Regions from separate parts of the Homo sapiens genome. Here region 2 is linked to region 1. A link is a loop called in an ENCODE intact Hi-C map of the cell type or tissue named here. Cell type or tissue: mammary epithelial cell. All regions are shown on one strand. Each heading gives the region's core, and the rest is flanking DNA. Links, peaks and the distances in the headings are about the cores only. Region 1 overlaps EXOSC7 (exosome component 7). Region 2 overlaps ZDHHC3 (zDHHC palmitoyltransferase 3).

Region 1 (15,931 bases), core at 4,758-12,757:
ACACCGATTTTTTTTTTTCTTTCCCTAAATCTATTCTGTGGTCAAGGACACTGATTTCTAAGAAATGCTGACTGTGTGTTTATAAAATAAAGATAACATGTGGCTTCTCTCCTGGCTAGCCATGCAGTGACTGCAACTCACTGACACAGTCCTTCACCCTAATTACAGGCACTGCCTTGTCATAGCTGTGCTTACGTGGCCCATGCACACAAGGTCACAGTTGGCAGGGCTGTGGTACCAACACTCAGAGGCCATGGCTTGTGGGTGGGCTCCTCTCACAGGCACTTCAGGCAGTTGGGGCTGCCCTGAAGGTGGGACTGATCACCTTTATTTTGCCCCAGATAGCTCCCAATTGTACTCCAAGTGTTACTCTAATCTTTGCTAACATATGCCTGGCCTCCAAACAAGGAGAAAACGGTGGCTACTGATGTTGCGGCTGCTACTAGGTTCACATTTACTAGTGTAATTACTTCTCGTATGTAATGATCAATGTATATCTGATGCTCAGACATGAAATACTACATGTTTTACATTACTTATAATGAAGACTAAAGTCTCTCAGACAAGCTTCTGCCCATGAGCGAAAGTGTTGAGTGCACTTACGTATGCTCATCTAGCAGGGAAAATTAGAGCACATTTAACTGGAAGGTGGCATATCCTTCTGTCCTCATTTTAGAGAGGCCTTGGCCTGAGGTTATGGAATAAAGCCGACTGGGCTGCCCCAAATAAGAAAGGTGAGAAGTCACACATAGAAAGAAAAGTCATGTAGTTCTGTTTTTGTTTAGAGTCTATCTCCTCTGCAGTTGAACTGTGAACTCCTAAAGGCTGGGACTCTGTAGTTTTGTTCATCCTTTTATCCCCAGAGCCCAACAGAAGGGGTGCTATGAGGAAGAAGGTTAGTGATTATTTGTGAAAGAACCCATCAAAAGACAGGCTTGTGACCAATCACCCCACCAAAGGTCAGCTGTGTGTTGTTAGTGCAGCAAAGTTCTAACAGGTTTCCCTCTTGGAGTAAAAACTGATGCCATTAGAGAACTATAAAGAGCAAAGCAAAGTGAAATTTCCATGAAGTTAAATTTTCACTCTCATAAAATAACCGAACTGAGGGGAAAAAAACCAATACTGGAAACAGGTGGGTCATCTGACTGTAATAGGTTTGAAGTAAGTAAGTATGAAAACATGGCAGGGTGCCCAGCAAATATCTGTTTGAACATGGGCTCTGTCTGAGGACTAACCAGACCAGTTGGTAAAAAGAAATTAGGAGGTTTCTTTTCTACTATCTTGCTTCAAGGATTGCTTCACAGATTTCCACCACCTCGCTTCAAACATGGACTCAATCTATTCAGTATATCACCCATCCACTGATGAAAACTATGTGAATGCCAAAAAATGGATCGGCCTCATCAATAATACAATTTTCAAAAATGCTTTTCTAATTCATTAAAAACTTTTCTGAAGATGACAACTTTTTTTTTTTTTAAAGATGGATTCTCACTCTGTTGCCCAGGATGGAGTGCAGTGGCACCATCTCGGCTCACTGCAACCTCCACCTCCCAGGTTCAAGCAATTCTCTTGCCTCAGTCTCCCCAGTAGCTGGGATTACAGGTGGGCACCACCATGCCCAGCTAATTTTTGTATTTTTAGTAGAGACAGGGTTTCACCATGTTTTCCAGGCTGGTCTCGAACTCCTGACCTCAGGGAATTCATCTGCCTTGGCATCCCAAAGTGCTGGGATTACAGGTGTGAGCCACTGTGCCCGGTCAGAAAATGACAACATTTTAAAAGCTCATGTCTTCTTCCAAAATAAGCAAAACCCTTAAAACAAATATTTCAGAAGAAATCCAAATGCCAGGAGTCTTAAAAAGAAAGGTCTACAGATGACAGGGACACAATACACATTCCCCTGGATATTCCTGCGCACCATGTATCCATCCCCTGCTCACTGAAGAGGGCTGCTTCTGAGCTGAGATAATGTCCCAGTAGTCATCAGTTTTGTAAAAGCCTTCCCTAATAGAACAGGCTTCTGTTGCTTTGACTTTAACTGACTGAATCAAAAGCACATCAGTCCCCATCACTGGGCCATCCTACAAAACTACAAGTGTGCATGAATACTGAGGATGAACAAAGGATTACAAAAGGACAAATGCAGTGTGCCACACACTTGTGTCTTAACTTTCTCTAGTGGCGGAGGGGAGGGGACATAAACTTCTTCAGACACAGGATGGAACTGGAGAGTTCACGTCATGGGGCTGCACCTCCCTGGGCAACTATGAAGCCTGCCTCTACCATCCTCAGTAAGGACTACAGGCTGCCAGGTCCCACCTTCTCAAACCCAGGACCTGAAAAATTGCCAACTTAGTAGGAATCATACTACAAGGTACATCCCACTTATCAGAGATGGAAAAAAAGCAAACAGATTTGTAATTTCATTATTTTTACCTATTAGTGGTAGCATTGCAACAGTAACCTGCTAGATAATGGTTACCACTGCTACCTTTTGACTATGCTCCATCCAATATCAAATTAATTTTAAAATATCTAGAAAACTCCACCCTGTCTCAATAGAGCCAACATGCAGAGCCAGGCTGTTTCTTTTCATGAAGTTCACCATCAGTTCACAGATCTCCTTTATCTGCACATTCATTAAAGAATCTATTTGGCCAATAGCTTAGCTTTTTGTCCTTCATCTGAAGTGGAAGATGTAGTTGCTAATCTCATGGTTCAAAACAGACCCAACAAGAGCCTATATATAAACAAGCAACCAACTGCTACGTGATTATACAAAAGCAAAATTAAGGCCAGGCACGGTGGTTTGCACCTGTAATCCCCGTAAGGCCAGGCACGGTGGTTTGCACCTGTAATCCCCGCACTTTGGGAGGCCGAGGCAGGTGGATCACTTGAGGTCAGGAGTTCCAGACATGCCTGGCCAACATGATGAAACCCCATCTCTACTAATAATACAAAAATGAGCCAGGCATGGTGACATGTGCCTGTAGTCCCAGCTACTCAGGAGGCTGAGACATGAGAATCGATTGAACCTGGGAAGCAGAGGTTGCAGTGAGCCAAGATCACGCCATTGCACTCCAGCCTGGGTGACAGAGCAAGACTCCATCTCAAAAAAAAAAAAAACAAAAAAACAAAAAAAAATTAATTAGAGCTACACAGAGAAGTTACTGTCGAGTGCCAAAACCTGGGTAGAGGAGTATTTGGGAGGCAAAGTACAAGGGAAGAAATGACGGGCTGGACTCAAAAGACTCCCAGGGGAGTAGACTCTGTGTGGGAGGAGGCAGGGCCTCTGGGGCCTCACCCAGGAAACTAAAGGCAGGCACGTTCTGAGGTGTTTAAAAGAAACAATGGCACAGTGAAGTCAAACCAGGTGTTCACATCATACAGACCTGGCTTTGAGACTCAACAGCACTACTCACAAGCTGAGACCTCTTGGGCTAGTTGATTTACCTCTGTCTGTCTTAGTTTCCTCACTTATAAATGGGAAATATAACAGTGTCCATTTGTAACAGGTTTATAAGGTTTAAATGAAAATGCATGTAAAGAGCTAATCATCCTTCCACACAGAATGTACCAACCTGCTTAAATTCTGCCCATGAACTCTGTCTGGCACCATCCAGAGACCATCTCTTGTTTTACTCTTCCTGGACAATTTTTATGGGCAATTTTAGGTGCTATCATGATATGACTATAATTTTATCATAGAATGGCATTATATATATGCTGCTTACATCTATGTTGTATTTAATTTTTAAAAAAATTATTATAGGAGACCATCTTTTCCCAACTAATCCCACCCTATAAGTTGAAAGCATCCACCTGAAGAGGAAAAAAGCACTGGAAGGAAAATAGGCCAACTAGTCTTTCCAACAAAGGTAGAATGTGGCCAGTACAGCACGATGATACTCACCAGCACATCCACATAGAGAACCCAGCAGTGCTCCCGAGGACTAATGCAGAGGGTCTTTAAGTCGACACTGCTTTTATTGTTAAATATCCGATAGAGGGTGTTAGCGATCTCGGTGCCAAGGTCATCACCTCCTCTACCTTCAAATTCAGGGGTAGCACTGGCTGAACTATACAAAACAGAAACAAAAAAACTGGGTGAGTCTTTCCAAGTGCAAAAAGCAAAGAGGCAAAGCTTTATTCCAGTTTCCCTGTAGAATGCTGGAAGAGCCAGCTGCTCGACAGAAAGTCACTGAGATGAGGAAAGGATGGCATCTGCCACTTTTCCTGACTCCAGACACATGTAATGAACCAGACCAGCACTGTGACCTGGATTTGTCAGTGTGTGTGATGGGATTTCCCAATAGCATCTAACAGAAGCCATCTTTAGTCAAAGAGAAACAGGAGAGTGATGGTAATGTGAACCTCGGCCGATAATAATTAACTCTCTTATCTTCAGAGTATAATAAATACTCTTCTCTGGCAGGCCTAGGAAACTGAGAGGCCTAGGGAATGAAGCAGTCTGGGTTACAGAGGGGTTTTGTCATATACACCACCTCTAGTTTCACAGCTTTAGAACACACTACGATACTCTCAATATAAAAACCACAATGTAAGTACAATAACCTTTCTGGAATAACTTAAAAGACATGTATGATAGTATGTCAGAGCTTTGTCAGAAACTTTAGATATCACTGTACTGAAGAGAAGGAAAATGAAAGAAAGCAAGGGAAAGATTGTTGGCTTGTAAGTAGTAGGTTACCTCCTTCATTTGATATTTTTCAAGAGAAAAACTTTTTTTTTCCCTTTTTGGCTTCTTGATATTTATGCCCAATAACCTCAACAAAACTAACAGGATTCAACATTAGCCACCCTAAAAACACTGAAGTGTTTAACAGGACATTTCTGAGAGTTTTTGGCTTAATACAAACAAACCCTTAATATGTATATGAGGTAAGTAACATTCTAGTAATTATTTTACTGTAACAGTAAAGGACTAGAAAGGTAAGAAGCCAGTGGTTTCAGCATGGACTCTATAAAATCACATATTAAAGCCTTCTGACCCCTTGCCCATCTGGAAGGCACCCAGCCCTGCACCAGCTACCAGAGACCTAGAGACTAAGTGAGGTGGATGCAGACCCAAAGCCAGCAGTTCCAGTGAGGTAGGGGAGTTTCACCATAGGGAGCAAACAGTGAGGTAGAAGCGGGAGTAGGGGCACAGGAGTGTCAATTAGCATTCAGGTTTAAAGGCGACCTCAAACCTGGGATGAGCAGAGCTGGTCAGGCCAGAGAGGCAGGAAGATTCCAGGCAAAGCAAAACCTGTGTGAACGCCCATGGCAGTGCCCACCCTATTTGTGTAACACTAAAAGAAATCTCACTTAGTAATATAGGTGGAAGAATGAATCCCAAATTAATCAGACTATGTTGTTACATAAAATTTTGCCTCTCTAATTATGTACTCCTCCTTTACCACTGTGAGCCAGCAGAATCCCCTTTAAAGTCCCCAAGAGAGACTTCATTACTGCCATAGCAACCTCGCTGTTCCCTGCCTTTGCTGGACTCAGGCACTGAGCCAAGAAAAGCAGCTCATTTATGGTGAAATAATCAAGTCAACAGGGACCAGGTTTTTACTTTGCACAGCCAGCAAAACACAACCTGTTTCTAATTTAAACACTAAGCAATCAATATTAAGTCCCAGGTCTTAAGTGCTTAAAAATACATCTACAGAGATTTCTGTGTACACAAATCCAGCCAGAGATGCTTACACTCAAAATGTTTACCTTTCCCTGAATGTAGTGGGCACATCCTCCTGGGTGTGACTAATTTCTTTGGGATTAATGCACTAACTCTTCTACAGCCTTGGGAGATGATTTATAGAGCTTCCCAGGTCCAACTGTCTAAATTAATCTACCTATAAAACCATGCATGCCCCTGGCCAGGCGTGGTGGCTCACGCCTGCAATCCCAGCACTTTCGGAGGCCAAGGCGGGTGGATCACCTGAGGTCGGGGGTTCGAGACCAGCCTGACCAACATGTAGAAACCCCGTCTCTACTAATAATACAAAAATTATCTGGGCGTGGTGGCACATGCCTGTAATCCCAGCTACTTAGGAGGCTGAGGCACAAGAATCACTTGAACCTGAGGCAGAGGTTGCAGTGAGCTGAGATCGCACCACTGCACTCCAGCCTGGTCAACAAGAGTGAAACTCCGTCTCAAAATAACAACAACAACAACAAACCCATGCCCCACTGGTTTTTTTTTGACACTGGGTTAAAGTGGAAATTTTTACCTATTTTTAAATGGCTTAAAACACACACACACACACACACACACACACACACACACACACACACACACACCCATTCTTCCACCATAGCCAGCAGTCAGACAGAGAGGAAGGTTTAGAGACTCATGAGCCCAAGGAACTCTCCTGTAACTGGATGGTGCCATAGCTGTGCAGTGACTCTGGGGAGGAGGCTAGGAAAACGGAAAGCAATTGTTCAGGGTGGGGGATGGGGTACAATGCTTTAAGCAACATAAGAAAGCCACAGACCCCATATTCTGCTGATGTGTGAAGACAAAGGCTGGAATAGAGAAATGAGGATTCCACTTCACTACTGGGCACTCACAGCCCAAGGACTCTTTCTGACAAATTTAGACAGAAATGTAGACCTGGAAAAGGCCTTAGAGACCATCTCCAGAGGATAAAAACCCAAATGGCTATAGGGGTCAGCAAGGTTACTACATGTATCTGAACAAAGGGCCACATATAACTAATAGAGAATGATGGAAGCTGTGGCAAACTTTCTAGCCCTGATTTAAGGTCCACCTTAAAAAAAAAAAAAATCCCTACATGAAACAAAAATCTCCCAGGTGGGATCTGACCTGTGGGATGACACTGTGAAACCCCAGATGGTCTAACTCTCTCATTTTACAAGAAGGGAGACCTTATCTTTTTTTTTTTTTTTTTAATGTTTAGCATGAGCTAGACACCACTCTTAGTACTTTAGGTGTATTAACTCATTTAATGTTCACAACAACCCTAGGAGGTATGGATTCCATTCTAGAAACAAGAAAACTGAGTCACAGAGAGGTTATGTAATTTGTCCAAGGCCACATGATGACTGTGCCTGGTAAGCTAAAATTCTAACCCAGGCAGCCTGGCCCTTATCTTCTATGCTTCCCTGTACTCTCCTTGAATCTGTAATTTGGCAAGCTTGGTTTATAGTCTAACATTAGTCAGGTTCACTTTCCTTGGTTTTACCTTTTGCCTCAGGGAAATGAATGTATGCTTTGGTCTTGGAACTTATCACTAGACAACAAATGTTGGAGTCAAGGAATGTTGACCAAGGAAGCCCTAAATAAAAAGCTGCTCTGCTCTGTTAGAGAGAGAAAGAAAACACAGGCTGGTAATTGTAGCTGCCTGCTCATATGCATCACAATCTACTCCTTCAGTGGGGGGTGTACACACTTGGTCTTTTGGGCATAAAACCAAATGCTTTCTGCATTTACCAAAACCAATTCTGACCCTTCATAAAGCATGACCAGTCCCTCTTCCAGAGTTGTGGGAAATTGTTTACTGAGCTGGATAAACTAATTAAGATCCTGGGAATGCTACCCCTCCCAGCTCTCCACCCCTTCTGACTCATCACCTCTACCCTCCTGCTTGGAACATCTCTGGTTTAACTGGGGTAGGCTGAGATCAAGGCCATGCCTACCTGGAAAGGGACTCTAGACACTGGGCCCACTGTTGCTTGCCTGGCAATCAATCTAGCCTACAAATCTATGAAGTCTTACGTCCAGGTCAGGCCAGGCCCACAGCAGAAAAAGTGATCTAGTGGGTACCTAGGCAGGGCTGACCTGGGCCTTACCCCTCCAGTAGTCATCTAGCCCCAACACAGGCCCTAAGGCTGATTCCTCTGAGTGTACATGTGCTCATGTCTGAGCCTGTAGAAGCCTCCCTGTAAATGGGTACCAGACCAATAGTAAGTATATTCTGAGGTTTTCATCACAAGCCTTTGTTTGAAGTGTCTGCGAGAGTTATCTCATCAGCTTGGGAGACTTTGATTACAATTAGCCTCAAAAGGCTTCTGCAGGTTGCCTCTCTGCTTTGTACCCACCCCCAGCCCCTCAGCCAGGAACAGTGTCCCCTTTAGCAGCACTAAGCAGGCAAGGAACCCAGATATAGTGACTCCAACCACCAATGCAGGCTTGAAGATTCTGGTTCAATTTTAGTGAAAAATACAAGTGTTCACATTGAAAAATAGTTAAGATCCCAAAGGGAAGTGACAAGTGCGGAGTATTCTGAAACATTTATGAATGAAAAATGTTCTCCTAAACTCCCCTAGTTAAAAACCCAAGCCTCTCTAAGAGGTTAAACCACAGTCCTAAACCCATCAACACAATGGTCGGAGAACTGAGAAGCAACTTGATGGCTCGCCGCCTAGTGGCAGCGCAGGGTGACACACCAGCTCACTAAAATCTTCCCTTCCTTTGGGCTTTAGATAGAAACCACCTTTTCCTAAAGTTTCCAAATTCTCATTTAAAATAGCCTACTCTCAGCTACAACCAGCAAACCAAAGACATGAAAAGGTCAGATTTTGCTCCCAGTTTAGTGACAGTGCTGCCAGGCATCTCTGGAACAGGGCTCAGGGTCAGTGCAGCAGTCTTTCCAAAGGGCTGTGAGGGCTATATCAAAGATTTTTCGTCATTCCCAAGAAACAGGGTAAATTATGGAGGTGGCGACAGTGTCTATCTTGGCTCCATGTATTATCATCCCAAGTAGACAAAACCAAGTGAAATGGGTTGGCAGAAAATCAATTAGTTTTCTGAGACCTCTCTACCCCTGGCAATTTAATTAAAACTGGAAGTTGCTAACAAGAAGTTAAATCAAACTAGACTCAGAGCAGCAGAAGAAACCCTCACCACCATCACCACCACCATCACCACCAATTTATTTCCTTCCACTGGGCAGCAACTATGTTTCAGCCTGTGGATAGGCAAATGCCTTGAGCTCTCCAGCAGAGGCCCTATGCCTGGAGTCCAGGTGGGAGTGGGTGTGTGGCACCCTTATTGCTGGGCACATCCACGGGTGTCCAGAAGCCATTCCTATTCACTGATTCAGAATAAAAGGACACACTTGTTTATGCAATTAAAATAATTATGCTCCTTGAAGACTCAATTGAGGTTCTGATACAGGTGGCAGCGATCAGTGCTTGGTAACCTCTCCCATCTCTGTAGGAAATGGGGTTTTGTGACTCTCTCATGGTGATTCTACTTGCCCGGCTGATTACATTAGCTGAGCCACTTAAAGAAGGTAAAGTGTGCCACTTTGAGACTGTCCATCTTGAGAAATCAATTCAGGAGAACTACCTAGATACTGGAGCTCTTGGGCCTGTGGGGATCCTTTTGAGACCCACAGAGGAGGAAAAGAGACCAGCAGGCAGCCACTCTAAGCCAGGAAAGATAGGCTACTTCTAGAAGCCAGATCTTGGGAAGAGGCAACTCAAAGAATCCTCTCACACTAGAGTCACTCATCCTTTACAGCTGGGACAAGAAAGGGATAAGAGCAGCAGGCTAACTTGGAGTCATATTTAGACACAGAGCCACAATGAAACGTATCCCCTATACCAAGCATCTGAGGGCAACACCCTCTCTTTGGTGTGGTTGGGCTGAATGTCTTTGGTCTGCCTAAAATGAATGAGGTAGAAGGTAATGAAGGAGATGAAAAAGAAAGCAAATTACAGTTCCTCACACATTGTCTGCTCCTCAGTGACTGCTTACTGCATTGAATTAGGCAGATCAAGGCCACCAGAGGCATTCTGCTTCCTCCAAGAACAAAGGAAAAGATAAGTTGGGGGCTTGAACAAGGTCACCATCATCCACAGTGACTTAAAGGATGGGCCAATTCCATGGGACAACTCAGGCTGGTGAGAGAAGATGAGCAGAACCAGGAGAGACGACTTGGGGGACCAGAGTAGGGGACAGGAATGGGCTGGAAAAAAAACTGACCAGAAAAATGAACATGGATAGTTCTTGGACTCCCCAAGAGCAGCCCTCCAAAGCTGGCTTCCATAGGCTGCATGAAGTAAAATGAGCAAAGATTCACAGGTTGGACAGACCTGAGCTGGCATTTTTAGCTTTGTAACCCTGGGGTAGTCACTTACTCTCTCTGAACTCATTTGTCATTTCTCTTATACGAGTACTATGAGAATCAGCTTCCGTGTATGGAAGTTCAGACTGGAAGACTGTAACTCACCCTACAAAAGTGGGTTAACATTTGTGCAAAAAAGGGCTGCCATTGCAGTCCAAAGGTGCTATTTTCAGAAGGGTCTGTTTGCAGGGTTGGCCCTTGGCTGGCATCCGGGAACCTGGCTCCCAGGCAATAGTAAACTGATGGGGGTAGTCCACTGTGCCTATATTGTGCAAATAATATGATTTATGCTGAACATTTGCTTTCCTTTAGAAAACTTCATTATGTATTAAGCATCGAGTGTCTATGTGACCAGCTCCCAGTAAAAATCTTGGGTGCTGAGTCTCTAATGGGCTTTCCTGGGCAGAAATGTCACAAATAAGTTACTGCATTTTCACTGCTGTAATAAACCTTAGCTGTGAGTATCACTATATGCTAAGTCTAGCAAATCTCTGAATGTGGAGGTGGTCTTGGGGATCTTGATACAGGGTCAACATTATATACCTACACCCAGCATGAGCCCACAGAGATCCTTACCCACTTCAAGAAGGCCTGGCTTCCAGAAGCAAAGTAATTGATAGAAGACGGGACCTGGCCAGCAACCAAATAAAAAGCCCCGACCCCTAGAATGTGGAGCTAATAATACTTATTGAACTTATTGACAAAATAAGGAGAAATAACACTTATTGAAAGCCCACTGGAAGTCAGTCACTGTGCTAGGTACTCACTCTATTCATTTCCTCTTCATCACCATGGTATTATTTATTATCCTCATTTTTTAGATGAAGAAATTTGGCCACAGTGAGACTGAGTAACCAGCCTGAGATCACAAAGCTGGCCAGAGAAGGAAGTGACATTCTGGCCCAAGGCTGGCTGCAGACACTGCAGAGCCCTCTCTCTTCTCAGCACCCATACTGCCTGCCTAGCTGCCACTTCCTCAGCCTGTCAGGCTGCTTGGCTGACCCTAGGCTTCATCTGTCAAGCAAATCATGAACAGTTTTCTGCAGAACTAGAGTAGGAAGAGAAACAGCACATTTTAGACCAAATGATCCTTACTGTGTATATTTTTCAAAGCACCATAACACAATCATTTCATTTGACCCTCATCACAATCATGTGCTAGGCTGCCTGGCAAATGTCCTCCTTTATCGGACAGGGAAAACAAGGCCAGCAATAGCCAGGTGGTTAAGACTAGGGCAGGACTCAAGCCAAGAGTCCTGACTATGTACCTGGCACATAGGAGGAGGTCAGCAAATGCCTGCTGGATGGCTGAATGATAAGTATAAAAGTGGGTTCAACAGCAAACCAGAGGTTCATTTTCTGAATCTTCATCTTTAAAATCATTTATCTTTAGAAATATCTGCATAGACAGTACTGACCAGTCAACAAAGAACTCCAAGTAGCCTTCATTTGGTTTCTCCAGCTTCGGCGTCCCCATTTCTGCTTTCACTCCCACCAAGATGTCTGTGTGACCCTGCAGACACATGCAAGAAGAGTCCTCACTCAGAGTATGCAGCCAGGTACTCCACCACCTCCCTCCTCTTCTGGACATACACCCCTGGGGGACTCTTTTAGGAGCAGTGCTAAGACTTGGAAAGTGGTCTTTGGAGGAGGTGAGCAGTCTTTTCAGATCTGGATAGACCCCCCCTCCCTGAGTTTGGCTCGGATCTTCGATTTCCCCAAGAGCAATTTGCATTCCAAAAGCCAGACAGCGTCAGCAGCTCATTCCTTAGGGCCTACTCATTTCTCCACCTGGGCTTGAACCATGGTCACAGTACTCACCAGCTTGACCCTGGCGGACCCACTAGTGTTGGACACCACATCAGTTTCCACTTCGACACATCGGTAGTCCTCACAGCCACGGCCATCCACACGGAGGTCTTCCTAGGTGTTAACAACCACAGTCCTATAGTCACCCCAGATCAACAATAACTCCTAAACGGACTCACCCATTTTCCCCCTAGAGAAGATATATGCAGAATATCTCTTTTCCTCTTAGTGGATCATCTAAAATTCTGTCCTTGTAGCTAACAACAACATTACTATTTTACATATGAGGAAATGGAGACTCAGAGAAGTTGAGCGACTTGTCCAAGGTCCTACAGCTAGTGAAAACAAAGCTAGTTTTCCATGCCAGTTGTGTCTGATTGCAAAATCTATACTACATACCACTATATAGAATATGCACACAAAAACAAGATCTGAACAAGAGACAAAATAAGCCACCTCTCTCTAAATCTGCAATTCTTAAATTGCACCAAGAAGTATATGTTGTCAGAGCTACAGAGTACAATCATCTCAACTGAAGCCCTCCTACCCCTAAAACTCAACAAGATCTACTGTGTAAATAGTGAAAGACACCTAATCTTCTAAAGAGGCAGTCTCTAGAACAGGGTCAACAAACTAAGGTCCCTTGTTTTTGTAAATAAGTTTTACTGGAACATAGCCATGCCCACTTGTTTAGGTAATGTCTATGATTGTTTCTGCACTACAAAAGCAGAGCTGAGTGGTTGGGCCAGAGATATGACCCATAAGGCCCCAAATCTTTACTATCCAGTCCTTTACAGGAAGTTTGCTGACTCTTTTGGCAGAAGATGGTTTTCAGGGTGGTCTACGCGCTGCCTGTTCCTTCTGCCCATTTATTTACTCCTTCAATTACTTGTATCAGTACAACTCATTGGTATCTTTTATGCTATGGTTATAATCCACTACTATCATTAGTTATTTTGCTGCTCAAAGTGTTCCAAATTTGGCCACTGGGGGCTTCTTTGGGTTAGTTTTTGTGCTCTTTCAACATGCCTCCAACTTTTTGAGTAATTATCTACTTTCTGCAACACAAGATATCTATCCTCTTGTGTCTTCTCTGCCCAGCCCTAGGGATCAAGCCTTTCTCCAAGGAGCCCTGGTTGCTTTTATTGGGGAATGGTACTTAAAACCAGGAACTAGGCTCTAAGTTCATTGCTGTTGGAGTATTATTTCTTCCAGAACTTCTCAGCAGACAGAGCTAGAAAATACAGTTATGTATACTAACCACCCCCACCACACACACACAAATCTGTTTAATTCTGTATCTATCTACATATCTATTAAAAAGCCAAGAGTTCATACTGATAGATCAATTCCAATCTAACATCACATGGTTCATTCTAACCTTCCTCTGTTTCTTATTTGTAACTTCTTTCTCAAAGAAGGAGAAAGCTGGCTCTTATTATCTAACATGTATTTCTGTATTTGTTCAATCTTAGTATACACAGTTTCTGAACTTCTAACCCATACCCCTGTGAGAAACAAATTTACTAATAGCACACAGTATTTGTGTAAAGTTCTGTCTTTAGCCTCAGAGTATCCAGGCAAAATACTGTTTTCCAGTTACTTCAGTTCTTTTCTTCTACGTGCCCTTCAGTGTGGTTACATTACTCACTTGTAACACAGGCTCATTTGTAACTTGTAACTTTTTTTTTAGACTATGGCTCTGTCGCCCAGGCTGGAGTGCAGTGTGGCACAGCTCACTGCAACCTCCGCCACCTGCGTTCAAGCGCTTCTCCCGCCTCAGCCTCTGAAGTAGCTGGAATTACAGGCACATCACCATGCCTGGCTAATTTTCATTTGTAAATTTTTGTTTTCCATTTTGGGTTCCCCCACATCATGGTTACTTTTAATTACTTATTTACTTTCTGAGTTTGTGAGCTATCACTATAGTTCTGAGAGAAAACTCAGAAAAGTATGCTCAGAGAAATGTCACTCTCCTCCGTATTATGCTATTTTCATGCCCCTTTCTTCCCATTCACCCTAGGTTTCTCTTCAGTTTCAGGTTTATCTTTCTTGTATTTTCTCTGCACAAATAAGCAAATACATGAATTTTTTAATATCTCCTTGTTTCTTATATGAAGGGTGGAATACTATAGATACTCTTACTTTTTTTTTTTTTTTTAACACTTAACTATATATATGCAGGAAATCATTCCACGTTGGCTCATGGAGCTCCTTCTCATTCTTTGTAAACATTTTTCAAAAGCAGTTTTTTTCAGAAAAAGAATCATTAGCTTAATCAGATTCTCCAAGGAGTTGATGCTTCCCAGAAACATAAAAAATAAAATAAAACACTGCTCTAAAGTATGTGACTGACAGTTTATCTTTAAACTGCCTGGCTAACTGCATATGTGACTGACTTTTTTGAGAAATTAAACAGAAAAAAGCAAAACACTGCAGCACCACACAGTACCAATGATCACCCTCTGCCATACTTGCTTCAGGTCTTTCACCCGTTTAACTTTTCAATGACAGAAAATAAACATCACAAATCAGGTGGAAGGTCCTGTGCAGCCCATCCTTCCCCCAGCACCTTTCCTCCCTGGAAGATATTGAGAGGTGACAGCGTGCTGGCAGCCCTCACAGCCCTCGCTTGCTCTCGGCACCTCCTCTGCCTGGGCTCCCACTTTGGCAGCACTTGAGGAGCCCTTCAGCCCGCCGCTGCACTGCGGGAGCCCCTTTCTGGGCTGGCCAAGGTGGGAGCCGGCTCCCTCAGCTTGCTGGGAGGTGTGGAGGGAGAGGCGTGGGTGGGAACCAGGGCTGCGGGCAGTGCTTGCGGGCCAGCGCGAGTTCTGGGTGGGCATGGGCTCAGCGGGTGGGTGTGGGCTAGGCGGGCCCCATACTCTGGAGCAGCCAGCTGGCCCCAGGCAGTGAGGGGCTTAGCACCTGGGCCAGCAGCTGCTGTGCTCAATTTCTTGCTGGGCCTTAGCTGCCTTCCCACGGGGCAGGGCTCCGGATCTGCAGCCTGCCATGCGGGAGCCTCCCCGCCCTCCCACCCCCACCCATGGGTGCTCCTGTGTGGCCCCAACCTCCCCAAGGAGCGCTGCCCCCTGCTCCACGGCGCCCAGTCCCATCGACCACCCAAGGGCTGAGGAATGCGGGTGCATGGCAGGGGACTGGCAGGCAGCTCCACCTGCGGCCCCAGTGCAGGATCCACTGGTTGAAGCCAGCCGGGCTCCTGAGTCTGATGGGGACTTGGAGAACCTCTATGTCTAGCTAAGAGATTGTAAATACACCAATCAGCACTCTGTATCTAGCTACTCTGGTGGGGACTTGGAGAACCTTTGTGTCTACACTCTGTATCTAGCTAATCTACTGGGGAGGTGGAGAACCTTTGTGTCTAGCTCAGGGATTGTAAACGCACCAATCAGCACCCTGTCTAACAGACCACTCGGCTCTCTGTAAAATGGACCAATCAGCAGAATGTGGGTGGGGCCAGATAAGAGAATAAAAGCAAGCTGCCAGAGCCAGCAGTGGCAACCCGCTTGGGTCCCCTTCCACACTGTGGAAGCTTTGTTCTTTCGCTCTTTGCAATAAATCTTGCTACTGCTCACTCTTTGGGTCCACACTGCCTTTATGAGCTGTAACACTCACCGCGAAGGTCTGCAGCTTCACTCCTGAAGCCAGCGAGACCACGAACCCACCTCGGGAGGAATGAACAACTCCAGGTGTGCCGCCTTAAGAGCTGTAACACTCACCATGAAGGTCTGCAGCTTCACTCCTGAGCCAGCGAGACCACGAACCCACCAGAAGGAAGAAACTCCGAGCACATCTGAACATCAGAAGGAACAACTCCGGACACGCCGCCTTTAAGAACTGTAACACTCACCGCGAGGGTCTGCAGCTTCATTCTTGAAATCAGTGAGACCAAGAACCCACCAATTCCAGACACAATATCCCTATCTTGAGTCTGGAGATGGATTCAAAAAGCAACAGAATTTCAAGTCTAAGAGAGTAAGCCTTTAGGATAGAACTCC
Region 2 (12,864 bases), core at 4,360-12,359, 49 kb after region 1:
GAGATGAGGAATATGAGAAGGATTTAACCCTAGCAGCCTTAATTTGCTCCAAAATAGAAAAGGAAGTGGGCAGGGGTCAAGGAAGGTACTAGAAGTTTGGGCTACCTACTAAGGGGAATGGCTGATGGAGGCACATCACACCCTACCCCACCCCTAAATACACACAGGTGCACATACAAGTACCATTATGTTCCTTCTGCACTGAAAACTCAGAGCTCTGTGCAGAGAATGTGGAAGGAGTTCTGCCATGACTAGAGCAGAAAAGCTTTAACAGCTTCTACACACTTATTTTAAAACAGATTTAAATTGGTTCCACTGTGGGGCCAAATGTATATTTTGGAAGCTTTGTGATCTGCTTTTTATGAGCCTATAGATTTTTTAAAGTGTTTTTACTTTAGTACAAAGAGAAAAGACTTTAAGAATATGTTTCAGAATGTTGGTAGTACTTGTCTTGGGTGATCAAATCAGAGTGAATTTTTCCTTTTCCACTTTTTCATCTGTATTTTCTTTCTTAAAACCATGAACAAGTATTACTTTGGAAATGAGAGAGATAAAGTCAGTGCATTTTGACCTGCTAGGCTTGCAGCAGTGTGGAAGCTTCAAGACATCCCTGTGGAGTGTGTAAGAACGTGGGGTAGGGGGATAGGCATTTCTCAGTAATGCAAGCATGACAGCAGTGACAAAAATGTCTCAGGCCTTCAATCTCCTGCTGTCTGTCCAGGATTGTAAAGAACAAAGTTCCTTACCATGAACTAATAACAAAGAGCTCTGAAATCTGTGGAGATGAGCCCAAAAGAGCATAATATGCATTTTAAAAAAGAATGAAACAAAAAGTTGCCTGAGGCAGAGACTGGAAAGTGTATGCATCAGACTCCTCAGTCTTGGGGGCTGGCCCAGCTGCTCTCTGGCTCTGAGAGGTGGGCTCAGGTGGTTGGATGGGTGGGGCCCTGCCTGAATGGAGATGGGCCTTTTGGGAGATTTATGCAAATGGAGTCTCATTGTGGGGGCACATGTTTAGAAAGGCTGAGCTGCTGAATGATGTCTCTACTCAAGGTCTGGAATAAATAGGCCGTAATGAGAATACCAAACAAGAGCTCTGATTCCCTTTTATGGGTTAGAGGTTTCCTCTTGCAGTCTTTTATACAGGGTCCCCTGGGGCTTACAGTACATTCTGGTGGCTGGGACCTTCTTAAAAACTGGGACTAAACAAAAAAACCACCTGGGCCATAATTTAGGAAAACTCAAGCCTCGTTGCTTCATGTCCTTGGGGGAAAGGATGTCCCTTTGCACTTTTTCTCTTATACACATGACAATAGTAACTTCTAGTTGTGGTTTTCTGGTTTTAGGATCCACACAGTTGCCCAAACTCAATTACTTTTTACATGAAAGAGAACACAGCTGGGGACAATGGCTCACACCCCTGTAATCCCAGCACTTCAGAAGGCCAAGGCAGGAGGATCGCTTGAGTCCAGGAGTTCAAGACCAGCCTGGGCAACATAGTGAGACCCTGTCTCTAAAAAATTTTTGTAATTAGCTGGACATGGTGGCTTGTGCCGGTAGTTCCAGCTACTTGGGCGGCTGAGGTGGGAGGATCACCTAAGCCTGGAAGGTCAAAGCTGCAGTGAGCTGAGATCGTGCTACTGCACTCCAGCCTGGGCAACAGAGCAAGACCCTGTTTCAAAAAAAAAAGAAAAAATAATGAAAAATAAGGCCCTTTGGGCTTGAGACCCTGTCCTCTGCCTGGACCAGTGCCCTTCCCAGGCCCCCTTGGAAATCCACTTATGCCATGTGGTCTGGGCCCTGCCTCACCTTCATGAAACCTTCCAGACCCTGGCCCTTCACAGTGCCTCACTGGTGGCCCGTTGGATGTCTCAAGGTGAGACAATAATGACATTTTGGTTACAAGCCTCAGGAAAGTTGATCATATTCCTACTTTGGGTGGCTCCTCAAGTTTTTGTTTTTGTTTTTGTTTTGCTTGTTTTTAATGGATCATTTCCTCTTTGCAAAAGCCACTTGTTTCTAATAGAATATTTCATAAATATAGTCAAGAAAATTAAAAGTACCTGTGATCCTCCTACATAGGGTCTCACTATGTTGCCCAGGCTGCTCTCAAACTCTTGGCCTCAAGCTATCCTCCCACCTTGGCCTCCCAAGTAGCTAAGATTACAGACATGTACCACCACACATTTTTTTTCTTTTTTCTTATTTATATGTATGTGTATATGTATATAAAATCTGTTATAGATGTTTCCTGTGTCAATAATTGTGTATTTTTATAGCATATTTAATGTCCAAAACGGTATTCTAACTGGTATTGTAGATACCATGTGGTCCTTGCCCACCAAAATGTGTTTGCTTTTGAACTTTCTGTCATAGGCTTTTCTGACATCTGACTACATTTTGCAGACCAGATTTTTTTTCTACTGTTTTAACTTAAAAAAAAAAAGTAATGAAATGCTTTAGAGAGTTGAAAGAGTATAAAGGACCTCATTTCCACCCCACTCTCAGTCTGAGCCTGCAGCACTGAGGTGCGCTTGCATGTGGACAAGTGTTCCTTCAGACTTTCTCATTGCCTCCTTGTCTCCTGCTCCTTGTGAGCCTTTGGCTCCTCATCCTCAGTGGGGAAGCACGTCATTGCTCTGAATGACAGGTCAGCCAAGTGCTGCCCATCTCAGGAGTGAATAGGTCCTCACTGAGGCAGGAGAAGCAGAGGCTTAGCAGGGGAAGGGCTGGGGCCCAGCAAAGAGTCATGTGAAGAGCAGACGACAGGAGATCTGTAGGCCCACCTCTAGGACCGTGCTTGAACTGATTTTCCTCCCAGGTGCTCCTCTCCTGCTTAGTATCCACCAGGATCCTCCTGGCCTTCCTAGGATCCCCACTTTCAGTCCTCTTGCCTCCCTTTAGCTCCTGACGCACTGGTGGCCATGCCTTTCTCTAGGTGCTCTGCCTCAGCAGCCTCACTGCATCTGCACCTGTCCACCCACCAGCTGTATGAGGCCTGGGCTCCCATCGCTTCTTTGTACTTCCCACAGTGTTCGGCATGGTGTAGACCTTCAGGAGAGAGTTGTTGGTTGACTTGTCTCTGCAGTTTTCTTAGCTGGAATCTTAATCCACTGTGAGTCATTTTCACAGTGCAAGACAGAACCACAGCTCCCTTGCATTTCCAGCACTTAAAGATTTTTCTGTTTCTTCAGTGGCTCTTCCCTTCCCAGAATTCTTTTATAGGAAAGGTTCTGACACCCAGTCTTCATCCCTTCTGCCCTGGGAACCCCTCACTTGGCCTGTTATAATCCATCGGTCCAACTCTGGGGAGACCAGGGTGCTCTATCTGAAACTCCCAATTTGCCCACCCTAATAAACTGTACTTTCACTCTGGGCACATGCAGAATGTGGGGACAGTCTTAGTTTCTGTCCTTCTGATGTTACACTGACTTCCCTGATTGTGGTATCTCATGGGTGCCTACTGAGGAGTGGAGCTTGCTGTGAAGTAGACCTGACACAGGGGTCATGGAGGGAAGAGTGCCCCAGTCCAATGCCATAGCTGTGGCTTGACCTCGTGTCAGGTGTGGTTCTTGTTTGGGAGCTGGGCCAAGCAGGCAGAGTTCCCAGGATGGCACATCCTTGGCTCCCTGTTGTCACTACTTCTTTCACCCCTTTGCTGGAAGCTGCTGGATCTTTTACCTTTCACTTTGTGTCATACTGTGTACCAGGCCAGGGCATCTGGTGCTGATCAAGGTAGACCCAATCATGGAGTTTCTGGTCTGGCACAGTAGCTCTCAGCCCTGGCTATAGAGTAGAAGACTCTGCTAGGGAGTGTAAAAAATGCAGAAGTCAGGGCCATACTCCCTGGTAGTTTTTTTATAGTAGTGCTGCATAAGAGTCTAGGCATCTGTAGTTTTTTGAAGCTGCAGCATTGGTGCCAACACCAGACCCAGAAAACAGACCACCATATTACTGAGCACTTTATCTGTGGCAGTACCATCTGAGCCCTTTCTGCAAGTTGTCTATGTCTAGTTTAACCTTCTCAGTAATGCTGGGAATTAGATAAGATGAGTCCTGCCTCACTGATTAGGAAACTAAGGCATAGATAGGCCCACCTGTCAGTGGGCACACCACTCGCAAATGTAGAGCTCAGATTTAAAGCAAGGCCAGGGGACTTCCAAGCCAGCTCTAACCCTTTGTGCTATGCCACTGACTGATCTTCTCTCTTACTTCTTGGACCTATATTCCCAGCTACCTTCCTGGGTGTCCCTCAGGCACTTCAGACTCAGCATACCCTAACTGAACTGATCAGCTCTTCTCAGAACTTCCTTCTGCTCTCTTAATGGTTTTGACGTGCCACCACTTACCAGCTGCTAAAAATGGAAACCCTACTGGGGCTCATCTCCTCCCTTTTTGTTACCCTCTCCACCACCCAATAACAAGTTGGTTCCCTACCATCATTTGTAGATTCAGATCTCAGAATTTCCTCTCCACTTCTCCCGCTCCATCCTCGTAATTCAGTTTTTCCTTACTGGACCATCAACAATAACCTCCTACGTGGTGTCTGGAATTTTCATCTCTCCCTCTTCTTATATGATCCACATAACACAGGCAACTGAGCTCTCTTCCTGAAGCACCAGTGTTACCTAATGGCTCTAGGCTACCTATAAAGAAAAATCCCATCCCAACCTGGTATTCAGCGCACCACATGGGCTGGCCCCGGCCCATCGGTCCGGCCTCCCCGCTGACACTGCATACGCACAGTTCAGCACACTGATATTCTCCCTGTCTCCCAGATATGCCATGCTCACCCTCACCTCTTTGTCATTACTCATGCCCTCCTCTGCTGGAATCCCTTTTCTCCCACAGGTCTACCTAGCCAGCCTCTATACATTCCTCGAGACAACCCTTGAACATCACTACTTAAAACTCCTCTGATTCCCCTGATTAATTGGCTGCTGGCTCCTCTGTGCTCCCTCAACACAAATACCTTCCACAGCATGTAACCTCTTTTACTAGAATCGTTTGTCAGCCTCCAAAACACTATAAGTCTTGGAAGCAGGGACCTCCTGTGATTCCTGAGTCCATAGCAGTGAGCATGAGAGCACAGGGCTCAGCACCAAGCAGGCTCTTGGTGAAGGTTGGTTATTAAGACCCTACTTAGGCCTGTGCACTGCCTGTTTTCCTTCTGTTTGGATGGGTGCACAGCCAGAGCAGAATCTTATGGCATTTTGGCTCTGCCATTGGCTCTAAAGAACGCTAAGTATTCACAAGCATACTCCACAGGTGGAAGAGCAAATCAGAGGGCAGCTCTGGCCAGACAGCAAGTCAAATACCTGAGGGCAGCAGCTCCCAGTTGCTTATGGATTCACTAAGAACCAAATATAGATTACAATTATTCATAACAATACCACTGGTAAAAGTAAAACTTAATCCCAGCAAACAACCCATTAAAATGTGGAGCTGCAAATTTTGATCTGGGGAAACTGTTAGACATGTTGCTCACCAGTGAAACTTAGAAAGGGAGAAGCTGTTATCAGGAAATTTAATATAGACCAAAAAATAGTCAGTGAGCCAAATCCTTGCTGTTATATAGGAGAGAATGGATTCAATTAAAATAATTCCAGTAAAATGAAAATACAAAGTAATCAGGAACAATGTCACTGTTTAGTGTAGAAAATTAATCAAAGAATTGGCCGGGTGTGGTGGCTTGCACCTGTAATCCCAGCACCTTGGGAGGCTGAGGCGGGCGGATCACAAGGTCAGGAGATTGAGACCATCCTGGCCAACATGGTGAAACCCCATCTCTACTAAAAATACAAAAAATTAGCTGGGCGTGGTGGCGAGCACCTATAATCCAAGCTACTCGGGAGGCTGAAGCAGGAAAATCGCTTGAACCCAGGAGGCAGAGGTTGCAGCAAGCCGAGATTACACCACACCACTGCACTCCAGCCTGGGCGACAGAGCAAGACTCTGTCTAAAAAAAACAAAAAACAAAACAAAACAAAAAAACAAAGAAAAGAAAAGAAATCAAAGAATTAATGTGGCCTAATGGCATCTCCTCAGAAAAATTTTTGGTCAATAAATATTCCTTAATGTTGGCATAATTCTGAACACAGAGTCCACATGTTGTTGGTATCAAAGTGTCCTGTCCATGTGTGTGTGTGGTTGCTGCTTTCAAATAACTATCCCCACTGTAGAATGTTAGAGCTGATAGAACCCCCAGCCCAACCCTGATACCTTTCATCTTTCCTACAGGGGGCAGTGCCCAAAGGAAATGCCACTAAAGAATTCATCGAGAGTTTACAGTTGAAGCCTGGGCAGGTGGTGTACAAGTGCCCCAAATGCTGCAGCATCAAGCCCGACCGAGCCCACCACTGCAGGTACACTCACTGGGGCTCGCCTCCTCTCTTCTCCCACTGTCCTGCCTCCCTCCATCCCCGCCAACACCTGCCTCCTGGAGTAGCACACACTTCCCCAACAGGGGCCAAGTCAGCATCGGGATTCCAAATGTCCCCTGCTCTGGGCAGAGAGTGATCACTGTGAGTCTCCTTCCTGGTCCCTGTGAGCCCTCTAGATTGCAAAGAGCATTTGGTTTGGCCTCAGGACACCTGTCCCGGGACTTGGCTCTGCCACACCTGACATAGGACCTGGGCAGGGCCTTTGTTTTTATATATGTAAAATGGAGGGGATTCCTGCTTTTCCTACCTCACAGCTTTATTACAAGGGTACCATGAGAAAAAGCTTTAGAAAATCATTCTGTGAATGTCTGGGACTTGAAATGAAGCGGTTGTCCTTGAATGAAGACTTTCTTTTAAAACTTCTAAAGGTTATGATAGTTGCAGAATTAAACCAAAAAAGAAAGCCATTTCCCCATCTTATCTGTGGTCAGTTTTCTGTTTTGTTTTCAGGTTTCTTTATTAAGTTTTTCTGATGAGAAGACATCTAGCTAAAAGTTGTACTTTATTGGCTGGGCACAGTGACTTACACCTGTAATCCCAGCACTTTGGGAAGCCAAGGCAGGAGGATCACTGGAGCCTAGGAGTTCAAGACCAGCCTGGGCAACAAAGCGAGACTCTATCTCTACAAAAAAATTTAAAAATTAGGCCGGGCGCAGTGGCTCACGCCTGTAATCCCAGCACTTTAGGAGGCTGAGGCGGGCGGATCACCTGAGGTCAGGAGTTCGAGACCAGCCTGACCAACATGGAGAAACTCTGTCTTTACTAAAGATACAAAATTAGCCGGGCGTGGTGGCACATGCCTGTAATCCCAGCTATTCGGGAGGCCGAAGCAGAATCGCTTGAACCCGGGAGGCAGAGGTTGCGGTGAGCCGAGATTGTGCCATTGCAGTCCAGCCTGGGCAACAAGAGTGAAACTCCATCTCAAAAAAAAAAAATTTTTTTTTAATTAGCTGGGTGTGGTGGCACACATCTGCAGCCCCAGCTGCTCAGGAGGCTGAGGGCAGAGCATCGCTTGATCCCAGGAGTCCGAGGCTGCAGTGAGCCAAGGTTGCACCACTGCACTCCAGCCTGTGCAACAAAGTGAGACCCTGTCTCTAAAAAAATTTTATTTATTTATTTTGAGACTGGGTCTCACTCTGTCATGCAAGCTCATAGCTCACTGCGGCTTCAGACTCCCAGGCTCAAGCAATCCTCCTGCCTCAGCCTCCAGAGCAGCTGGGACTACAGGCATGCACCACCACACACAAAGGGAGACACAGTCTCACTTTGTTGCCCAGGCTGGTCTCGAACTCCTGGGCTCAAGTGATCCTCCCACCTCAGCCTCCCAAAGTGTTGGGATTACAGGTGTGAGCCACCTCGACTGACATACAAGGAAACTTTACATGCTGAATTACAGAAATACAAAAATATCACTTGGTCCCCTTTTCAGAGGGTATGTGTTTGGGTGGGGAGGGGTTATAGAGGACTGAATCTGCTCCAGGTGTTGGACATCTTCCTTGTCAGGCTTAGCCTGCGGAGACATTTGGGTGTGTGAGAGATCTGAACGGCGATTTCTGCCTGGCCTTGCTGCCTGTCTTTCAGAGGAGAGTGGCCAGTCTCCAGCACTCAGATTCCGGAGTCAGCTCCCCAGTACCTGTGTGCTGTGCCCACGGCACCTCAGCCTGCCCTGCCTCAGCGTCAGTCATCTATTTTCATCTTCCTACTCACCCCTGGAAATCGGGATTGCTGCAGGGATGGCCTCCCTAGATAAAGAAATTAAGGTTCAAAGGGGTTGAGTGCTCCACGGTCACACAGCAGTGAGTACTAGAGACAGGTTTGGGTCCCGGCAGTTCTGGCTCCAGGTCCAGACAGGGCTCTTTCCACAGGAACTCCAGTTTGGGGATGACACATGTAACTTTATGTAGTTGTATGTATGTTTTTCTGTCTGAAAGAGAGAGATCTGCAGACCTCCTCAAAGCTTGAGGGTGAGGGCTGAGGAGCCTGGGTAGGGGCCAATGGTGATTGCTAGCTCCTCCGGGGTTTCTGTCTGTGGGTGAGCTTGCTTCTGAGATCTAATTCAAGGCTTGCCTCCTGTGCCTGAGATGGAGGCTTCAGTCTGGTCTTTTCTTGCCACTCTCGGGCTTAGGAGCCAGCTGTTTTCTAACCATCACTCAGATTTTTTTTAAAAAGCTCAGCTTGCTTATGTGGTTTCTCAGGATAGCCCGGTATGGTGGAGCAGACTCTGGCCTTGAAGTTGGAGTGGTTGGTGTTGGAAGTTCAGCTGTGTCGCTTGCTACACGGTGGACCTTCGGCCAGGTGCTGCATCTTTCTGAGCCTCAGCTTTCTCCTCTGTAAAAAGGGTTGTTTCTTTGTAGTTTGTTGTGAGGATTAAGTATGAGTAACTGTGAGTCACCTAGCTCAACAAGCGTAAGCTATTGCTAATAGAAGAATGTGTATGGAGTTAGGGATATGCTGGGTTTATAAAGGCTGGACCAGAACAGGGAGGTGTTAACTTTGTATTATAGAAAAGAACTTTTGGTGATTCTTTTCTCTTCTCTCCCTGAGCCCTCAGCTGCCTCCACCGCCTGGCATTTTCCTCACTGCCTCCTCCTTGCCTCTCTCCCCAGGATGATCCAAGGGAGGTATTCTTGTGTGCTAGTAAACAGATCAGCTTGGGCAAAGCAAGAGCTGCTGATTCAGATGAACTAAAGTGAGGATGCCTGTAGAGTTGCCTGTTCCTGCCTCAGAAATGCATGCTGACAACTGCTCCTTTGTGATGGTGCGTGGTGGCCCAGGCCATCTGGGGACCCACAATTTTGGATAAGCAGAATCTCCAGCATACCAGACAGACTGGGTTTGTTTATAGTCGTTGAGCCCAGAGGCTGCCTGCCTGGTTAAAGTTGATGTCGACCTTGCCCGCTCAGGCAAAGGTGCATGTGTGCACATACGTTTGCGCCCAGCATTTTAGAATTTGAGACTGTCTCCATTCCCTTGTCTCTGGTGGATACCACAGATACACCTAGACCTTGGGCCTGTAGGTGTTCCTTCCAGCCCTATGGTGTGTGGTTGGGTCTTTCCTTCCTGGGAGAAGCACTCTGAAACCCCACGCTCTTTCATCCTGGTGTCAAATCTCCTGTTCATAGGAACCATGGAAGCATGTGGAAACTCTGTGGGAGGAGCCATTTATGCTAATGTGGATGGCCATGGCATTTGGCTTATGCTTTCAAGCTTGTCCAACCCATGGCCTGTGTGCCACTTGCAGCCCAAGATGGCTTTGAATGTGGCCCAACACAAATTTGTAAACTTTCTTAAACATTAGGACATGTATGCATAGACTTTTTTTTTTTTTTTTTAGCTCATCAGCTGTTGTTAGTGTTAGTGTATTTTGTGTGGCCCAAGACAGTTCTTCTTCTACCAGTGTGGCCCAGAGAAGACAAAAGATTAGACACTCCTGCTAGGTTCTTCTGCATGAGGAGGGAGAGACCTCTGACTTTGGCAGCCCCCCGCCTCCACACCCCAGACACCCACACTGAGGCTAAGACAGTCCTGGGCTGCTTAGAGCCCCTGAGAGATTCTTGTTTTGTCTTTCTCATGGTTATGATTACTGAGAAAATCTATGTAGCACTAGTATTGTTTTTAAAGCATTTTGCATACATTTTTGGTGCTCACAATGACCCTAAGAGATCAGAGTAGTTCTGCTGAGGCTGATTGGAGAACCTAAGTTTCTCTGACCAGAGCCCAAAATGAGGACCTGCTCTCAGATCCCCTGTTCTTTCCACTCCACTGCACTGTCCTTCCCAAAATCGTTTCTGAGCTGGAGCCAGGATGTGGTATAGATGTCTTTTTTGCTTATAATTTTAGTCATAGCCAGTGAGGGGTAAAATGAAAACCTGTGTGTGACGCCATGGCTCACTTAGTACCTTCTTGCTGTTTTCTTACTATTTTCCTACATGAGCATCCCAGTCTGATGTAGTTGAACTCATTTTCCAGGCCTGCTCTTTCCTGTCTGTGGTGTCAGAGACTTCATTCAGCTGACCCTTGCTAAAGGGGGCCCTGGGCTTGGCTCTGAGCTCGACTCTGAGCTTATAGAGGTGGATTAGACCTGGCCCTGGCTCTAGGAGCCTGCCACCCAAGCAGGGCAGGCACACTTCTCCACCATGATATAGTTTGGTAAGTGCTGGTATAGGGAGAGACAGAACCCCATGGAATGTGGCTATGTTTCCATGTTGAGCCATCACCCAGGGTGAGCAAGAGAGCCTCGGCCAGCTCCTTTGGGGATGAGTACCAAGTAAGGGCCCTCATACCTCCTTGGAGAGGAAACACATAAGCCCCAGAGAAACTGAATACATATGAGCCAGTGAGCTTGGTGGATTCTACCAAGGTTTGAGGCCTGAAAAAATGGTAGGAAATCTGGAGGAAGGGGAGAAGGGAAGCATCTGCCTTCTTCTACAGTGACGACAAAGAAACATAGAAGGGGCCTGGGAAACCTGGAAGGCCAGGATGCAGATACCTCCATTTAGGGCATTTGGTCTTTTCTGTGATTGTTTTTGCACACTTGGTCCCTGTGCCATGGAGCTCACCAGCTTACAGCGTCTCATCCACGAGACTCTGGAATTAGTGCCAGAAAGGAATGCCAGGAGAGGACTGTGGACAAGAAGGACCCTTAGAGGATAGGGTGGATTTTGCCAAGTGGAAAGAATGAAGAAAGGGCCTCAGGTGTTGAGGCCATCCACAGCCAAAACGGGGAAGATGGCTGAGCAAGTGTGTGGAAGAGGCTCTTAGTCTGTGATCTGTGAGCCTTCCTTGGCCTTGTGTTTGGGCTGCCCTGCTATGCCTAGGGAGGGAACACTGCTGAGCCCCCTGCCCATGTGCATGCAGTGGGGGCTGGGAAAAGGGCTGGCTCTGAGGTGATTGATTCCCTTTGGGAGTCAGGAGTTGTGGGGGGAGGTCCACATTTTTTCTTCCTCATGGCAGATGGTGCCAGAGGTGAAACAGCAGGGCAGGGTGTGGTATGTCCTTCACTGCCCTTCAACATCTGCCTCTGGTCCCTGTCCTTGGTTGCTCCAGGCTCCAGCCCCAGCACCCTTCTGGCCTCTGTGAGCAGCTCAGCCTCTGAGCAGTGCCTCCAGCCACGTGGGATGGGCCTCACCCCACCCACTCTGCATACCACCTGGCCCAAGGAGAAGGGTAGTGTGGGTTTGGCATTTCATATCTTTGAAAACAGGAAACTCGGGGACCAGCATTTTAGACCAACACTTGTGGCCCTCAGCAGGCTGTACTCACTCTCCCTGCGGTGTTTATTTTTCTAATTTGGAAGCCCAGCGAGACTCAGCCCATTGGGAAACCCAGCTTCCTGGCATTCACGCCTTGTCTCCAGAGAGGCTGGGAGGAGAGGGAAGAATAGCTTTGCTGTAAGAGCTTGTTTAAACTCTTGGGCAGCTTTCAGAGGATGTCCAGCCACTTGGCACCTCTCTGCCGCTGAGCCAACACTGTCTCAAGAGCACCCACTTGAAAACCCTTTTAAAAATAAGTGCAGATGAAAGAGAAACTGCTCAGGAGCCAGGAGCAGGGAGGTGGTTACCCTCAGGAGTTTGTTCCCCAGATGGGAAGGGGATTAAGAAACCCAGAGGTGCTGGTCTCTGGAAGAACATGCCAGAAACAGGCTCTATGGTGGGAGCATGGCACCTGGTGCCTGAGGCCTAGGATGCAGGGAGTACTCACTCTGCACTGTCTGCTTATCTGCACTTTTAAAATTGTGTATTGGGAACAGGCATTACCAATTTAAAAATATATATTCTGCATGTATACTTATATGTATATTCATGTGTATTTTTAAAAGTGGTAACAGAGAGAGAGAAGCAGAGTGGCTAATGGACTTGCTGGTACTTCTCTTGCTCTTTGTTACCTCCATGTCCCTTTTGTGTCTCCTTTTCTTACCTTGCCCTCCTGGTCCCCAGGGAAATTCTGGAACCAGGCCAGCATGTCTGAGATATACCCATTCCCAACATGCCTGTGTTAGTAAGGCCCTTTGAAGTTGTGGAAAAGAGCAAGGGTGCAGACCAGTATGAATCCACACATCGTCTGAGCCAGGCACAATATCTGTCTCATGTATTCTTTATAATAAACTTATTTTGTACAGAAGGGAAACTAGAGGCTCCGAGTTAGCCAGTTTGACCAAGGTAGCTCAGCGGACTCAGGTCTGCATTGCCACCAAAGTTCATGCGAGGCTTTGAAAAGCACACATCTTCTCCTTGGGCTACAAGTGAGCACCGTGGTGGAGGACTGTTTCCGGGTAGTCTTTGCTTCCAGGTTCTGGAATCCAGGGGACAGCACACCTCCAGCCCAGCAGAGCTGCTCCTATGCTTTCCCTGTCCTTCCAGCTGGTCAGCAAGAGCTTAGCCAGCACTGTGGTGTGAGTGTGATCCAGCAAGGCCCCAACGCC

What was found. Peaks named below come from ENCODE experiments on the same cell type or tissue, not always from the same donor. Only the 100,000 strongest peaks of a DNase experiment are listed, where the experiment ranks them.
Region 2: a loop joins it to region 1, with 2.1 times the contacts of the local background. A loop is called at or near these places in 3 of 110 quality-filtered maps.

Annotation. Positions count from the first base shown.
Region 1 is chr3:44,985,238-45,001,168 of GRCh38, reverse strand. It overlaps EXOSC7 (exosome component 7), which reads right to left. Exons shown (of 8, transcript NM_015004.4): 2 at 11,928-12,029; 3 at 11,525-11,619; 4 at 3,917-4,082. Among named protein-coding and RNA genes, the nearest start is that of EXOSC7, 17 kb to the right of the region's middle. In mammary epithelial cell, for the core only: a CTCF peak has its summit at 8,390 (motif pointing left); DNase peaks (open chromatin) are centred at 7,148 and 7,848; H3K27ac peaks cover 3,165 bases.
Region 2 is chr3:44,938,669-44,951,532 of GRCh38, reverse strand. It overlaps ZDHHC3 (zDHHC palmitoyltransferase 3), which reads left to right. Exons shown (of 7, transcript NM_001135179.2): 3 at 6,241-6,365. Among named protein-coding and RNA genes, the nearest start is that of ZDHHC3, 31 kb to the left of the region's middle. RefSeq lists enhancers at 10,999-11,498, 11,499-12,000. In mammary epithelial cell, for the core only: no CTCF peak of the experiment used is centred there; a DNase peak (open chromatin) is centred at 8,852; H3K27ac peaks cover 293 bases.